2 separate regions of the Homo sapiens genome follow, and region 1 is linked to region 2. Evidence: chromatin loops called from intact Hi-C (ENCODE). Cell type or tissue: HCT116. All regions are shown on one strand. Each heading gives the region's core, and the rest is flanking DNA. Links, peaks and the distances in the headings are about the cores only.

What was found. A loop is a pair of places that touch in the nucleus more often than their neighbours do. Peaks named below come from ENCODE experiments on the same cell type or tissue, not always from the same donor. Only the 100,000 strongest peaks of a DNase experiment are listed, where the experiment ranks them.
Region 1: it touches region 2 in a loop (3-fold over the local background); 79 of 110 quality-filtered maps call a loop at or near these places.

Annotation. Positions count from the first base shown.
Region 1 is chr2:106,579,080-106,587,444 of GRCh38, forward strand. No RefSeq gene overlaps it. Among named protein-coding and RNA genes, the nearest start is that of CD8B2, 96 kb to the left of the region's middle. In HCT116, for the core only: a CTCF peak has its summit at 3,660 (motif pointing left); DNase peaks (open chromatin) are centred at 3,232 and 3,622; H3K4me3 peaks cover 893 bases; H3K27me3 peaks cover 32 bases.
Region 2 is chr2:106,111,049-106,119,413 of GRCh38, forward strand. It overlaps UXS1 (UDP-glucuronate decarboxylase 1), which reads right to left. Exons shown (of 15, transcript NM_001253875.2): 10 at 1,598-1,717. Among named protein-coding and RNA genes, the nearest start is that of ECRG4, 50 kb to the left of the region's middle. In HCT116, for the core only: no CTCF peak of the experiment used is centred there; a DNase peak (open chromatin) is centred at 4,443; H3K4me3 peaks cover 717 bases; H3K27ac peaks cover 670 bases.

The sequences.
Region 1 (8,365 bases), core at 91-8,090, 470 kb after region 2:
TTCATCATGCACATAAAAACTCACTCCACTTCCAGTTCCTTTAATTCCTTAGATGACTGTGTCATTTGGAAATGAGGACAAAGTAGTAGTCATCTATGAGACCCATTGTTGGAAGCTTTCTAATTTTCTTATGAGAGTATCCATCACTTGAAAAGCTGAAATAGTATAGCATTTTTTATGGGCAATGTATGAGAAACTGCTATAATTGGCTCTAGATTTATAGCAAATAAGACAATAAATACAGCAAACTGGATTGGTTTTTAAGGCAGCAGCCATTGTGAAACAAAAAAATGAGATTGATATTTTCAATCTCAAAATGACTATGTTGTAAACTGTTTAGAGATCATCTATTATCAGACTAAAAGTCAAACAATCTGGAATTTCTCTTAGATTTTCAAAGATGATTGGGAGATGGACTCAGATGGCACCATGTGGCAAGAATTCATAAGATTACACACGCTGTTTGTAAATTGACCTTTAAATATTAGGCTTGACGGAGAGACAAGTGTATGGGCAGATTTGAATTCAGATAAAGAAAGAATGTGAAAGTATCTGTGTAAACTGTAAACTAAGTTATCGATACAGTGTAGGTTTTTTTCTGCACATAAACACGATGTACATGATTTCAAGCTAGCTCAAATTTATGAAAACTCCCAGACAGCATGAGAAATAAGAAGGAAGCAAGAGAGCAACACTTCCCCTTGCTTGCTGCCCTGTGGGTCATTGCTCGCTAACGTCCAAGGTCAAAGCCCTTGGCCGAGGGGCACTGCTGGCAGCCTCTGGGCTGGCTGACAGAAAAATACACTACCACTTTTCATCTTGGTGAGTGGTCTGGCGACCTAGGGTCAAAACCGCAGCTAAAGAGATCTGCTGACAAAAAGGCAGAGTGGAAATTATCTAGATGAATCCAACCAGCTGTTAGAAAAACAGAACAACCCTGCTCTGAAGGTGACAGCAGAGGCCAGCCAGGCGTCTGTCTTTTTCCTCGGACTGGGGCCAGCTTTAAATGCAGCCAAATCAATCCATTGTACAACGGTGAACCAGCCAGTCCATGGTGCCTCTGGTTATCTCTAGGATCATCTCGTATGTTGGTAGCTGGGGAGATTGTGGCACCCCATAATAACCAGGCAGCCTGCTCTCTTACACAGGTGCATAGTGGATGCTGCTGCTCAGAGGCTTTCGGGAGTGGCCCTTCCAGAACCCTCTGAAGGTCTATACTCCAGGCATCTGAGGTTCCCCACCAAGGGTTTTGTTTGCTCTGTTTCATGCTTGTAACATGCCAGAAGTGCAGGGCAGTTGACACCACCAGGAGCAGCCACTAAAGCAGGTAACAAGAGCCGGTGTGCCCAGCATCCTTGCCTTCAGGAGAGGCAGCCCTGGGGTGTGTCCACACTGTCCAGGAGACCCAGCCGGTTGGGGCCCCAGCTGCCTACAGAGGAAACCACTCATGAGCATGCCTTATATCCCTCTCCTCCCCTCCCCTCCCCTCCCGTCCCCTTCTTTTCCCCTTGTTGAAAGACTTTCACTCATAAATCCACAAATCAGAAAAAATTCTTCGTTGGGCCATACGTCCATCTTTTTTCTTTAAAATACTGTTTCTGCAATATTAAGCTTAATTACTCCTATCCGGGTTATACTTAATGCTAAATTGTCGTAATCTTAGTGCCGAGTCCCCCCAAGCAACTGCAGTTTTGCTAGAAGCTCTTTAGCTCAGCTCCTCTGAGGGCTCTGCCGTCTGTCCCTCAGCTTCCATGTCCTGTGGCTCCCCGGATGGCAGTGGCTTCCTCAGCCCCTGCAACGTTACCTTTTATGCTTGTGGATTCTAATGTCTACCAAGCAATCCTCACTTAGACTCAAGGAAGAAAACTGGGTGAATACCCCAATCTCGCTGCAAGGCCCACACCTCACAGGTGATGACAGGGGCAGGAAGGAAGCCACACTGAGTGGAGGGTGCTGCCGTGAGCCTGCCCACCGCGTCCTGGTTTAGTCGCTAAACTTACATTTCCCTGATCTTGTCAGAAGTTCTCTCTAGGGAGGAAATGTTTTGGATATTCACCTCATTTTGATGGTGAGCGGCTTGAAGCAGTTTGGAAGTTGCTGTCAGTACCGAAGCCCTTCAGATCTTCACGCTAATTTCCGTACAAAGAACTGCTAGGGAAATTCCTACTCTGTTTCTCATCTTTATTGAAGCTTAAACTCAAATCCTTGAGCCTGTGAAACATGTCCTTTTCCTCTATAGACGCTTCATTTTCACAACCCTGCACGAAAACTGCTTAGAAGCATTCCTTTCCATCTGTCACCCTCCTTCACTTGGGTTTCTTCATTCCTAGTAGGGTTTCTTCAATTACCTTCTGCAGAATAGCACTAGGTCCAGTCCCCAGGGATCGGCAACGTATAAGCCCACAGCCAGCACCGCAGTGGAGCCTTCTGTTCCTTCCCATCCCTGATGAGATGAGAAACTTGAGTGGCAGATTTGCTGGGAACCGGATCGCAGGGTTGCTTTTTAGCCACCCCTGTCTATCAATCTGCCTTTTCCCTCAGCATGTGCGCAGTAATTTATCCAGCTCTCCTTCACTACACTTTGTTTGGAGTGTGTGTGTGTGTGTGTGTGGGAGAGAGACAGAAAGACAGGGACAGAGAGAGAGACAGAAAGATAGAGACAGAGAGAGCTACAGAGAGTTAACTGAGATACAGAGACAGAGGTCAGAGACAGAGAGATAGGGAGATACAGAGACATAGAGACAGACAGAGATAGAGACAGAGATCAGAGACAGAGAGAGGCAGATAGACAGACAGAGATACAGAGACAGAGACAGAGAGAGACTGAAAGATAGACACCCGCCCCCCCACACACACAACGTATTTCTTCAATCAGTTTCATTTCCATACCATAGGTTTTATGCTTAGGGGAAATCTCATTTCTTCCAGATAACCCTGGGCTTTTCAAGCCTCTAGTCTAAATTGCTTCTGTGAGGATTCATTTATCTCTTTTTCCATAACCTGAGTTTTGAACTTCTTGTCCGTTTTCTCCTCCCAGTGCTTTCTTTTCCTTTTAGCCTGGGAATGGAGTTTTAAAGCTGAGAGTCTAGGTGGACCGCAGGGGAGTCCTGCACAGCACCGCCTCCACCCCACGCATGGCAGGGAGACCTCGCTCTCTCCGCGGGCCCTAGAGGTGCTGCGCTGCTCGCGGCCGGCAGGAGGAAGCGGGCCTCCCTGCTGTTGCCTAGGATATGTCCCGAGGTGCCTCCCATCGGACATCTTACGTGGGTGTTTTTGCTGATGCGTTTTTGAAGCTCAGTTAGGTCAAGGAAGTGCCTATCTGTGATTGAGCTTGGGAAGCACTCAGGACATATCTGGCATTTTTCTGGCTCATAACCAAACAAATCACAGCGCCCCTCCACCACAAAAAAAAAAAAAAAAAAAAGAAAAAAAAAAGAAACAAATGCCTTGGCTTGTATGTATGGAGTAAACGGACCAAAGTGGGGTCAGATATCTGCTTCTGTGAGTTCGTTCAAGTGGGGAGAATCCTCCTAACTGCAAGTGGGGCTTGAGCAGATGCCCGTGCCCGGCTGATTCTCCTACATGGAAAACTTCCAATTTCGCTCGGATTCAGGCTGCTTCTGGAGCTAGTCTCCCAGCTGGGGGAAGTGAGCGGATGCTGCCATCTAGAGTCAGGATGAGGTAAAGCGGCCAAACCCCTTGGGTTAGCGTTTTCTATTTCCTCTCGCTTTAGAATTCTCTCATTATTTGTTTTATATTCTTACATCGCATTGACAATACCCGGAGGAAAGAATTCCAGGCAATGATTCTGTCCTTAGCTGTCTGGTGGGATGCTATTTATTCACATATCTATAGACTCCCCATGTGTGCCTTGCACAGTGCCAAAATCTCTGAATTCAAGTAGACAATAAATATTCTTGTCAAATAATCTGTGCCCTAAGGTCACTTATTAAATCAGTTATTTAAAAGGAATGAGTTTATCTGTGAAACCAATTTTAGAAAGGATGATAGCTGGGTCATTGGTTACATGCATTTAAAATGCTTACGTATTTGACAAATTCCAAATTCCAAAGAGGCGGCGCCTGTTTACCTCTAACAGTGTGTAAGGGTACCTTTCCCTCCAACACTGCAAACATTGTGTATGGTCAAGCTGGTAAAACAATTTTTACTTGGATATGTGAAAAAGGATCTCTTATAATAACTAGTTCGTGAATTTTAAAATGTGAGGTTGAAATTGCTAAGAACTTATTTAAAGTCATCTATTTATGTATTTATCTATTTAGGATTGTGTCCTATCATGTCATTTGCTTTATTTTTATTAGGTTTTTGTTTTACTTTTTGCTATTGATTTGATACTTTTTTTATGTCATAAGGAAATTGGGTTTTCGTTAGATTCCTTGTAAACACAGTTTCTCCAGTTTTCACTTGACTTTTGCATTTGCCTATGTTTTGAAAATAATTTTGTCTTGAAGGCATTTTGAAATACTCTGGTTATGTCCATGCATCTTCTCCTTTATGGCTTTTGGCCTTGGGAGTACTGTTGATCTAGATAAAGAGATAAACAGAGTCCTGGCGCCTAGCTAGTGATAAATCATTTGCTGAATGATGAGTCCTTCCATGAAGCCTTTTTGTGATTGTGCTGATTTTGCATCCTTCAGATGATCAGTGCGGATACTTTCCCTGCCCACACTAGAAGACCATTGGCCATGCCCATGGCAAGGAATAGAGTGGAGGGAAGTCCCAGGGCGTCAGGCTCCGGCTCCACTTCTCTGCAATGCTCCTGGCAGGTCCTGCATGCCTCCTGTGACTGCTGTACCTCAGGTTCCCTCCTTTCCTGGTGTCAAAACTGTGGCCTCAGGTATGCACTCCCATCAAACATAGCACAATCCACAAAGAGGCTATGTCTTTCCATCAGTGCTTTTCAAGAATTAGGAGGCTTCTTTAAAACAGCACCTCACCTGTCATGGCCCAAGTGCGTCAGGTGCCTGTGCGTGGAAACACAGAAGCTGGAAGAGGCCTTGGCGGGCTTAGGATGGAGCGAACCTCAGCTCTTCAAAGGCAGGGATGCCTTAGGCATCTAAGGCAGATCTGTTAACAGAATAGTCAGTCCTCAGGTTAGCTGTCGGACACCTTTTAAGTAAGAAGGGCCCACTGATGTGGTGGCAGTGAGAGGTGACAGCAGCCTAGCAGCCCTCGCTCACTCTCAGCGCCTCCTGGGCCTCGGTGCCCACTCTGGCCGCGCTTGAGGAGCCCTTCGGCCCGCCGCTGCACTGTGGGAGCCCTTCTCTGTGCTGGCTGAGGCCGGAGTCAGCTCCCTCTGCTTGCGGGGAGGTGTGAAGGGAGAGGCGCCGGCGGGAACCGGGACTGAGGGCGGTGCTTGCCAGCGCAAGTTCCAGGTGAGCGCGGGCTCCGCGGGCCGCGCACTCCCGGGCAGTGAGGGGCTTAGCACCCGGGCCAGCAGCTGTGGAGGGCGCGCCAGGTCCCCCAGCAGTGTGGGCCCGCCCACGCCTTGGTCGAATTCTCGCTGGACCTCAGCCGCCTCCCCGTGGGGCAGGGATCGGGACCTGCAGCCCGCCACGCTCGAGCGCCCCACCTTCCCGCAGTGGGCTCTCGCGCAGCCCGAGCCTCCCTGACCCGCGTTGCCCCCTGCCCTGGGGCGCTACCCCCTGCTCAGGGGCGCTGGGTCACCTCCACCGCCCAAGGGCTGAGGAGTGCAGACCTGCGGCCTGGGGGACTGGCGGGCAGCTCCACCTGCACCTGGGGCGGGATCCTAGTGCGCTGGATCCTAGGGCAGGGGATACACTAGGGGAAACCAGCTGAACCCCTGAGTCAGGTGGAGACTTGGAAAACTTTTATGTCTAGCTGGAGGATTGTAAATGCACCAATGATCACTCTGTGTCTAGCTTGGGGTTTGTAAAGGCACTAATCAGTGCTCTGTGTCTAGCTAATCTAGTGGGGACTTGGAGAACTTTTGTGTCTAGCTAGAGGATTATAAATGCACCAATCAGCACTCTGTGTCTAGCTCAGGGATTGTAAACACACCAATCAGCACCCTGTCAAAACGGACCAATCAGCTCTCTGTAAAATGGACCAATCAGCACCCTGTCAAAACGGACCAATCAGCTCTCTGTAAAACAGACCAATCAGCTCTCTGTAAAATGGGCCAATCAGCAGGATTTGGGTGGGGTCAGATAAGGGAATAAAAGCAGGCTGCCTGAGGCAGCAGTGGCAATCAGGTTAGGTTCTGTTGTGGGGCTTGTATGGCTTGTTTTTTTTAATATTCGCAGTAAAGCTTGCTGCTGCTACTCATTTGAGTCCGCAGTGCTTTCATTTGAGTCAGCTGTACCACTGACTGCAGAGGTTTGCTGCTTCACTATTGAGGCCAACGGGAGTACGAACTCACTGAGAGGAATGAACAACTGTGGACGCGCGGCCTTGAGAGCTGTAACACCGCGAAGGTCTGCAGCTTCACTCGTGAAACCAACAAGACCACGAACCCAGCAGAAGGAAAAACTACGAACCCTTTCGAACATCAGAAATAACAAACTCTGGTCACACTATCTTTAAGAATTGTAACAGTCACTGTGAGGGTCCGCAGTTTCATTCTTGATGTCAGTGAAACCAAGAACCCACCAATTCCGGACACAGCACCAGGTCCAGATTGGCAAGAAAGGACCCTGGGCTTGCTCAACCGAGAGGGACAGGAGAACTGGGAGGGCAGCCTTAAGGAAGGGTGTGACCCAGAGGCTGGGCCAGGGGGCGGAACCATGAAGGACGAGCGTAATGCCTGGCTCCTTCCACCTCTGTTCATCACCACTCTTTTTGCTGTGATTCCAACAACATTTCCTATACGTGAAAACATTTTGAGGGAAGACTCACGAGAATCGTTTCACGAACTTATAAGCAAGAGTTCAGAGAAGTCCCAACGTAGAAAGTAAGTAGATAAAAGTCAATTGTTTTCCTTACACTGCAATAATAATGTTGAATATGTTATGGAAAATATTTTGTTTACAACAACAAATAGACTAAGCCAACAGAAGCCATAAAATCGTAGATAAAAAAACTGGTATTTACCGGAGGATCACAAAAGATTTCAGTAAAAGGAAAGATAGTATTTCTGCAGGGAAGAGTACTGCAAGTATGTCAATGCTTTTGACAATGATTTTATATTTGTTACTTAGAATGAGAGGTAGGTTGTGAGCAGGTATGTGTTTGGGGAAGGTAAGTTAATAAGCGTGGAGTTAAATGAGTGGAATGGGGTACGGTGTAGATAGTGCGTGGGTTTACACGGGGTGTAGGTGGGTAGTGGGGTCCGGTAGGTAGTTGAGTGAGTCAGGGCCGAGGGTAGCGAGTTGTGTGGGCTAGGGGTGGATACTGAGTAGGGGACGGCAGCGTGTGGCTTAGAATTGTTGCTTGAAAAATACTCTGCTTTGTTGAGAAGACTGTTTTGAATCTAGTTGTGTTATACTATAGTAGCAGTAGAAATTTTAATTGCTTTAAATAGATTTTATGTATGTATTTATGTATGTATGTATTTCATTTATGTATGTATGTAAGAGGGTCTTCTTACTCGGTGGCTTAGGCTCAGTGCAGTGGTGCCATCAAGGCTCACTGCGGACTCAAAATCCTGGGTTAAAGCAATTTTCCCACCTCAGCCTCCTGAGTAGCCAGGACTACAGTATCATCATGCTCAGCTAATTTTGTATTTTTGTAGAGACGGGATATTGTTGCTTGTAGATGTTGCCCAGGCTGGTTTGGAACTCCTGACCTCAAGCAATTTTCGTGCCTCGGCTTCCCACGTAATAACTGCGTGGGTTTAGATAGTGTGTGCTGTTGGTTTTTCTAGGTGACATTTGAGAGTTTAATTATTTTGCCTCATTTTTCTTTGGCCATACAGATCTAGCCAAGCCTAGAATACTCAGTTTGGCAGAGGACAATTGGTCCCTTTTCTTTCCTTTTTCTTTTTTTTGTTAATGGGATTTTAAAAAAATGTATAATTGACACATTATCATTGTACAAGTGTATGGGGTACAGTGTGATGTTTCAATGCACACAATGATCAAATTGGAATAATTACCACATCCATTACTTTAGACGTTTATTCTTTGTGGTGACAACATTGAGTATCTTCTGGTTATCTTGAAATATACACTACATTATTTCCTATGGTCACCCTACTGTGTAACAGAAATCATTCCTCCTAACTGTGACTTTGCCCGGATGACCAACTTCTCTGGTTCCCTGCCTCCCCCCTGCTCTCCCCAGCGCCTGGTCACTATTTTACTCTATACCTCCATGAAATCAACTTTTTAAGGTTCCAGATAGGAGTGAGATCCTGCGGTGTTTGTCCTTCATGCCTGTCTTA
Region 2 (8,365 bases), core at 152-8,151:
GGAGCTGCAGAGCCACTTGAGCTTCCGACCCCTCTTTACAAGGCTCCCTCCAGCTGCGGGGTTGAGAGTACACAGGACAGGGAGAATGAGAGTGGCTCCAAGGCTACGGCAATAAATAGGGGTGGGGCGGCAGCAGTGTAGACCAGGGACTGGAGTCTGGATCTACCTAGGGAGGGCACGGCCATTAGGATGTGCTGGTGGATCTGTGCAGTGAAGGAAGGAGAAGAGCCATGTGTAGTCACAGAGCCTCCATTTAGGGGCACCAAGATACCACTTAGTGACAGGGGGAGGTGGGAGAGCTGGCATGGGCTGTTGGGAGCCTAAAGCTGAGTTTGGACTCACCTCTCCCCAGGAATGCACTCAGCGAAACTCAGCTATACAATGCAGTTGCCCTTGGAGAGTCATCCCACTGTGTAACAGGCTAGGCTTTTGGTTCTACGTTGGTAGCGGAGCAGCCAACACAGACAAGGAGACACACACCACGGAGAATGCTCATGAAGAGCGGGGGCTCTGGCTTCAAAACCCAGGCTACCACTGTGTGGCCACCTAAGCTTGGGCAACTCATATAACCTCTGCGCTCCAGCATCCTTGCCTGAAAAAGGAGGGGAATAATGTCACCTGCAGATCATAGGACAGAAGAGTGAGCTAACGTGATCAACCAATCAATGGGTAGATGCATATGTACTACACAGAAATACACAGAGCTATAATTCTTCCCCCTGGAATACACTCAATTGATAACAAACCATGCCACAGGATTTTCAGAGTAACAGGATGCAAATCGACTCGAGTCCCACAAAATGCCATGCTGGAAAGTGCTCTAGGAGGCTACAGATCAGAAGAGCAAAGCAGCCTGGGCAGACAACCACGAAGAGGAGTGACCGGGGAGCTGGGGGTGGGAGGGAGGATTAGCAAAACCAAAGATGCCGGCAGAGCCTCTCACCAGGCAGGCCTGGGGTGCTCCTCCCAAGGGAGGCCAGAGGGCTGTGGGAACAGGTGTGGAATCAGCAAACCCACCCTGACCCCAGATGGTATCTGAGGGTACCAAGCAGTCAGTGTCGGCACAGACATCTTTGCCACACACTTGGACCACCGACCACAGATCACTGGGACCTCTGCTGGCTCCAGAAGTCTCCCTGGGTTGAGGGTGGCCAGTGGAGGATGGTACCGAGGGCCTGCCGGCATTGTCAAGGTGACGGCCCAGCCTGACCAGATGTGGCTCACCTCCCCACCCTACCTGTCCAGGCTTCTCAGCCATCCGAGGACACCCAGTACAGGCACACCCCTGGCTACAGCCAGCAGGCCAAAAGTATGTCGGAGAAGGTCTTCACAGGCCGGCTGGTACAGGCAGGCAGACCTGGAGGCATGGGCAGGGACCCCAGTGGCCATGGAGGGCAAGGTGACTCTAGTTTCGTGGAGCAGCCATGCATCTGGGTTATGTCCCCGTGCCTGCCTTCCCCTTAGTGGAGGGTAGCGGGTATACATGGCAGCTTCAGAAGTGTCACTCCCTGAACCAAGATGCACTTATCCCTCATCCTTTGTGAGCTGACTTCGATTTGGGTTGCAAGGTGCTCCCTGAGCCGAGGCCAGCACCTACCGTGAGTGGCTCCCCCTGGAGCGCCTGCAGGATGAAGTTGCTGACTACTCGCCCATCGTTCATGTGCATGCGTGGCCCAAAGGTGTTGAAGATTCTGGCCACTCGCACTTCCACGCCTTCCTGGAACAGAGAGAAGAGGAGGTCAGGTGTGCTCCCCTGTGTGGTCCACGCATCCACTTTGCATTTCCAGTGCCCTGCATGCAATGCAGAATGGAAACGTTCTGCTTTCCATTCCAAAATGGAAATGGCTTTTTTGTTCTGATTCCATAATGTGCTCATTATAGACCAATCGGGAGACTACACAGGGCTATACCAAAGAGAGTCAAAGCTGTCCCAGATCTCGCCACTGAAAGGCCACCAGCATTAATATTTTGGTAGAAAACCAGCCAAACAGTACAAGGAGGAAAAACGTGTATTTATATAATTTTTTTTCCCAGTTAAATATATATTTTCCAAAATGGGATCATGTTATGAATATGCTTTTCTAATCTTTTTCACATAATATATTGTGCAAATTAATCACTCAATAGAGATTTAGATGTCAATGAATATTTAATAGCTAGGGAGAAATACAAGAAAGCTCTCTATCTTAGGAAAAGGGGACACAGAAACGTTCTTACTGAGTGAGCTTGCATCTACACTCCCAATCTATTTTACTAAAAAACATCTGTTTTAGTGAGAAACTAAATACAACTTAGTGCCCAGTATAGGTTATTAGCTAATGGCCTGGAAAGAGAAACATACTGACACTGTTTAAATAGTCATCCCTCCTGTTCATTTTCACCTCTATGTTCATTTTCAAGTATTTTTAATGCTTCTATTTTTACTACAATGAACATGTATTACTTTTGTAATCCAGAAAAGCCTGTTTTCAAATATGCAATCATGGAAGTGCATACTTGAATAACAAAAGCCTGCTCTAAGTGATCGTGTTAATTATTAACTTCACAGACTGCTTTGCCATGGATGGAAAAATTAAATGTTTTTATCACAAACTCTGAATTAGTGGGCTTTTACAGTGTATACGTATCTAATGTTTGATCCACTGCAGAACAAACGTGCACTTTCTGGGCACCTGAGGGCAGGGAGCCTGGGGCGTGAGGACCTGGGCTCTGCTTCTCACTGCGCCCATGTGTCCGCCGTTCCCGCTCCACCGCTCACTGCCCAGGCCTGCCACTGACTCGGTCGCAGCAAGACTGGGAAAGAAGCAGTACTCACCTGACCGCCTCAGTGTTCTAAGACTGAAGCACAGGCCCAGTGGCTGTATTTGGTGCCAGTTATCACTACCAGCTGAAACAGTTCTTTTTTCAATTTCGGCCAACACCTTAGGCTGGCATGGGTTGGGAATGGGAATCCAATGAACCCTTAGCTAACAAGGCTTACTTAGCACAGAATTTCTCCACCAGTATAGCGAGTTAAAGGGCATGAACCACGAGCCCCAGAGGCCCCATCAGCCCTCTCAGTGGCTGGAGTGACACGGCCGCCACCTCGGCCCACAGCAGGCTTGTCAATTTCCCTAGGGTGTTCCACAAACCCAGGCGGGTTTTTAAGTGTGCTGTGATATGAAAAAGGGTGAGAGGCATGGAAGCACACAGTTAACTTTTAGAAGCCAGAGTGCTTTATTTGTGCTAATTCTTCCTAGTAATACACTGTAATACTTCACGTGAGCCACTCAGATACTCAGGACAAAGATATGAGCTAAGTCCAAGAATAAATCAACCCTTTTCTCCACCGAACTAATGAGTGTATTAAAAAGGGTGGGGAGCAGAGATGCTGCTCTCAACAGAAAATGACTCAGAAGTACCCACTTGCATTTAATTGATAAGATGAGGAAAGAAAGTGAATGGATGTGGCTTTATTCTAGGAAAAGACTGGAAAAACCTCAGCAAATTTACAATAATCAACGCAATGTGCCTGGCAGGGGAAAAGCTCAATGGGTTAGGCAAAATTTGCAGCAAATCAAATGCTTTTATCTTCTTGACGTTCCCTTTCCACAAAACAATATTCCGGAACATGGCCTCATTAGGATCAGCAGACATTAAGTGTCCAACCCATAAACAGGCTTGCTTGCTGTGGCTTTTCTATTTGGGCCTGTAATGGTTCAGCAACAGAGGGCAGCCCTTCTATACAGGTGCAACAGCCGTTGAGTGCAACAACACTTCCAAGAACACGAGCTCTCAAGGCTGGTCTACACCAATAAGACAAGCTACTCATGAAGCCTAAACTCCTTACATGAAATAGACAGGAACCCGAGGCTCACTCCAGTTAAGCCCTGCTCTCCTCTGGGATGATGGTGTCTTCTGGAGTTTGTATGCCCATCTATCCCTTTCTAGGTAGCATCAGGGAACCCTTGGCCTTCACACAAAGGCGACCCCCAGTCAATATGTATAGTCCACTTGCTGCTGAATCCTCATTCTCACTGGTCCTCACGGTGGGACCATGTGGGCAGGCAGGGGGACAGTCGATGGATGCTGACACCACTGTTGATGGTGGCAGTTCAGTTGCCACCCACATGCATGGATTGGAGAAAGGTATTCCTCATCTCAGATCTGAGGCAAGGTCCAGGGTCTGACCCAAAGCCACCTTCCTAAGAAGGGAAGAACCAGGCTGAAAACCCAGGAAGTACACACCAGGCAACGCTGTCTCATTTAAGGAAGAGCCCACCTCTGAAGGACCAAGAAGCAAACACATTCATGAACCCCTGACTCCCACACAATGTTCTGCCTGCGAGTGGTCAGGCCCTGCTGACACTGAGCTGGTGCCTTTGAGCATAGACAAAGCTGTCAGTCAGAAAGCTAACTGCTGATTCATCCTAGGCATGGCTGGATTTCACTTTATGCTCTGTGGTTTTGTCCCCTATGGTGGCCCATGAGTCATGGACAGCTCCAAGCATCAGGAAGGTCAAGACAACTCCTACAAGCCTGAGCTGCACCAACATAGAACCAATGGAAACTTAGGATGGATGCTGAGGGACCTGCAAAGGGTGGAGGCTGGAATGCCTGGATGGCCTCGTCTCATCCTGGGATTCATTATCCCAAGGAAGTCACTTCAGTTTCTAAGACTTAAGATCCTAATCTTTGAGATGAGGACAATAATATCCATTCCACCTACAACACAGGGGTTAAAACACTGAAACTATTTTGAAAACTGCCATCATTATTATCTACCTCCAAGGGATGGTTCTCAACCCAGTAATTGCCCTTGACCTCTGTCCCCAGTTTTCTGATGACACTAATTTACTTTGAAGTGACAGTGACCACGTGTGGAATAGCTCACAAACATTGCCACAAGGACACTAGGATTGCAAGGAACAGGCTGAGGCTCCCAAAGGCCCTTTGGAAACACGAACTAGGCTGGAACAGTGTAACTGGCATCAAACGCCTCCTTGCCTCATTCGTAGCAGCTGAGAGAGGGGTGAGGGCTTGGGTATGCAGGTCCTGAGACGTGGAGCCAACTAACAGCAGGCCTGACAGGCAAGAGGTGACCCAAGAGGAGTAATGAAGGTACAGGGATTCCTCCCTCCCCAGATATCTCCCAAGGACAGAAATGTTACCAGCAGGGATTACACGGTGTACAGAGCACCTCTGACAGAAGTGATTTTATCTTAGAAAATGACTCCATTTCACATTTCAAAAGGCATCCAGCCAACACGGTCCAGATATTTGCATAATCAACAGAGACAACACCCAACCAGATTAAGGGCATAACCCTTTACTGTCAGTCCTCACCAAAGGACTCAAGGGCGGTAATGAGCAGGACTTCTACAACTCGAGATGGCCATCTTGACAGACTCCATCTTGCTGTCACTCATGATCAGCACCCAGCATCTGCCGCCAAAGACTGCCCAAATCAAGGGCTCTTCCATGCAAGATGATGCTGCCTGTCCAGATAAGCCCAGGACCCTCTCTTTGTCCATGTCACTGTCCTTGGACTAGTTCATTAACCCCTTTTCCTCTCCCCGTGTCTCTTGATGTTAAATGTTACTCTGTTTGATGTGGACTGCTTAATCTAAACATTTATATATTAAGTACACTACTAGGTATGGTTTGCAGTACTGACTGAGCTGTGGAGTGGCTTGAGCCTGTGTGACCACAGCTCTGATTACCGAGTGAATGGAAAACACTAAGAAGTTCCTTCTGGGAAACTGCATGGAGCACATGGATTTTATGATGGAAATAGTATCAATAAAAGCCTGACCTTGTGGAAAGACACAAACGTTCATGGACCTGGTTATGTCTGACCTTGCCCTGCTCACGACACATGGGTTCTCCCTCAAAATTTCTTTTAAAATGCAACCATTCAGTGGAGAGTACAACAGGTCCCCAAATAATATCATTTCATGATAATACTGATGAGAAAAAAAATCACCTCCTGGCTGGGGCTACTGTCTGCACGCAGCTGGCATGTTCTCCTCTCCCCACGTCTGTGTGGGTTTTCTCCAGGTATTCTGGTCTCCTCTCACATCCCAAAGCTGTGCATGTCAGACAAGTGGGCTGTTCCAGTGGTCCCAGTGTGAGTGAGTACGCCCTGTGAGAGGTTGGCATACTGTCCAGGGCAGGCTGCTGCCTGGAACCTGGAGCTGCTGCGATAGGCTCTGGCCACCTGAGAGCCTGTCAATAATTATCTTGCTTTTATTAATCTTCCTTAGGTGGATAGCTCACATTTATTTCAAATCCTTAATATTAGAAGTGTTTTAGTCTTTATTTAGAATTTTGGTGATGTTTTTGTGACCAGAAATATGCCTGGGAACTTAACTCTTGTTATAGCAATTAGCCTGTGGTACTGCTGATTTTGTTCTATGTCCTTCTGCTTAAAGTAGCAGTTTCCAAGAACCTGCTGATGGTGTTAAGTGATGACTTACTGTGCTATATCAAGCCACCGAACACTGTAACGTGATCACTATATTCGCTGACGGAAGGTTCTATTGATAGAAGGTGGAACAGAGCCCTGCATAGTGGGAGCAGGTCCTGAAGGAGGTGCCTGGGCATATTCACCTGTAGGGAATGGAATGGAGAAATGCCAGGAAGTGCACCAAGGTACAGCAGCCCAGGCTCTCTCTGACGCTTCTCTCAGAGAAGTATATGCACATCCCTAAAGCAACGGAGTCAGGCTGTGAGGGCTGAACCCCCTAACTCCCCTAGGGCCTGTCATGCATACATCTCGATGGGTTCTGCTCCCTACCTGTGGATAAAACTAAGGCGACTGCAGAATGCACAGCTCACTGTGCTGAAGCACGATTCTCAAAGGTGCTAAAAGGTTCAAGTTGACTCGAGGGGTTGGCTGAGGAAGGGGGTCCAGGAGGGGTGTGTCTGCATCTGTTTGGCCATCTTCCTCAGCACTCCTGCTTCAGCATCAACAATCAGCTGACCTTCCTGAGGTTTGCTCTGCAGCAGGCCAGGAGGGGTGGATATCACTCTGCCAGTGTCTAGGTGGGACACCTGGGATGTGGCCAGCAGGCACCCAGTGAGTCACAGGGCCAGGAAGCCAAGCTGCTACTGGGCAGGTCCAGAGGACAGGACGGGCCTCCTGGGGTGTGAGTCCTAGCCATGGAACACTGCACCTGGTTTGGCTGCTTACTTTTTTTTTTTTTTTCCAACTCAGGTAGAATATATATACCAACTCCGACTTTTTCAAAAGTACTTTGATGCCAGGAACTAAAACAAAACCATACCTTCAGGGCCATTAGACTAGGTGATTTCTGAGTTTGCTTTCTTTCCACTCTGCCATTTGCTGGTTTTATGAATGGAGGCTTGTTTTGCAGATCCAGCCCAGTGGGTGGGCCACAGACCTCAGAGTCAGACTCATGAGGGGGCGAACTCAAATGCACACTAAGCACTGACCGCAGCCTACGGGAGAGGCCCCCACATTTATCAAGCCACTGAGTCCAAATGCACACAGAGGCGGCAATTTAATTCCTCCCTGGCAAGTTCTAACTATTCGGGAAAGGCTCTGCCCTTTGATCTCAACCTCCATCTCACTCCATCCCACGAAAAAAAATTCCAGGGAGCTTCTCTTTTTCTAAGGGGTGTGTGGTAGATTTTTCTGGAAAGTAAAATTCTATTTTGACTACATTAGGACATTTCATTCATTAAAGAAACTCAGAAGAGAATCCTTAGGAAAAGAGAAATTTTTCTATAAAAAAATTATTCCTACATCTATCTTGTTTATATTTTCAATCTTTACATATTATTCAGAGTAAGACATATCCACATACTATATAGGATCTTGACAATAAAATCACAATTTATACTTAAGGGGGATATGTTATTATGTATAAGGAATTAATTAAAGTTGTTAAAATAATGAATTAAAAATATGCCAGACGTACTATTCCACCTGGTTCATCCTCCTTGATTTTATTTGTCTCCAGATAGCATAAATCCTAACACACAAAGTTTTAAATTTTCTCCCCAAACTATCTCAAAAGATCACACATTTAGAACTATAAACTGACAAGGTCACAGTGCAGCTCCTGTTGCTGAATCTCCCAGCTGAGAGGTGCAGGGGTGATGCTACTGCAGGCGCATGAACCACTCATTCTGGGCACTGTCCCACAACTGTGCGAGCTGCAAAGGAGCCTTGGCGCCTTTGGACTTGGAGCTGCATGGTCTCCTCTTGCTCACTCACGCTTCTTTACCTGCTTCAGCCTGCAGGGACAGCCAGGGAGTGTGGGGAGGAGCAGGCCCCACAGGTAGCCAGCTGAAGGTTCCAACCCCACTTATGGGCTAGGGACCTGGAAACCAGTTTTGGAGCCCATCCTCCCATCTG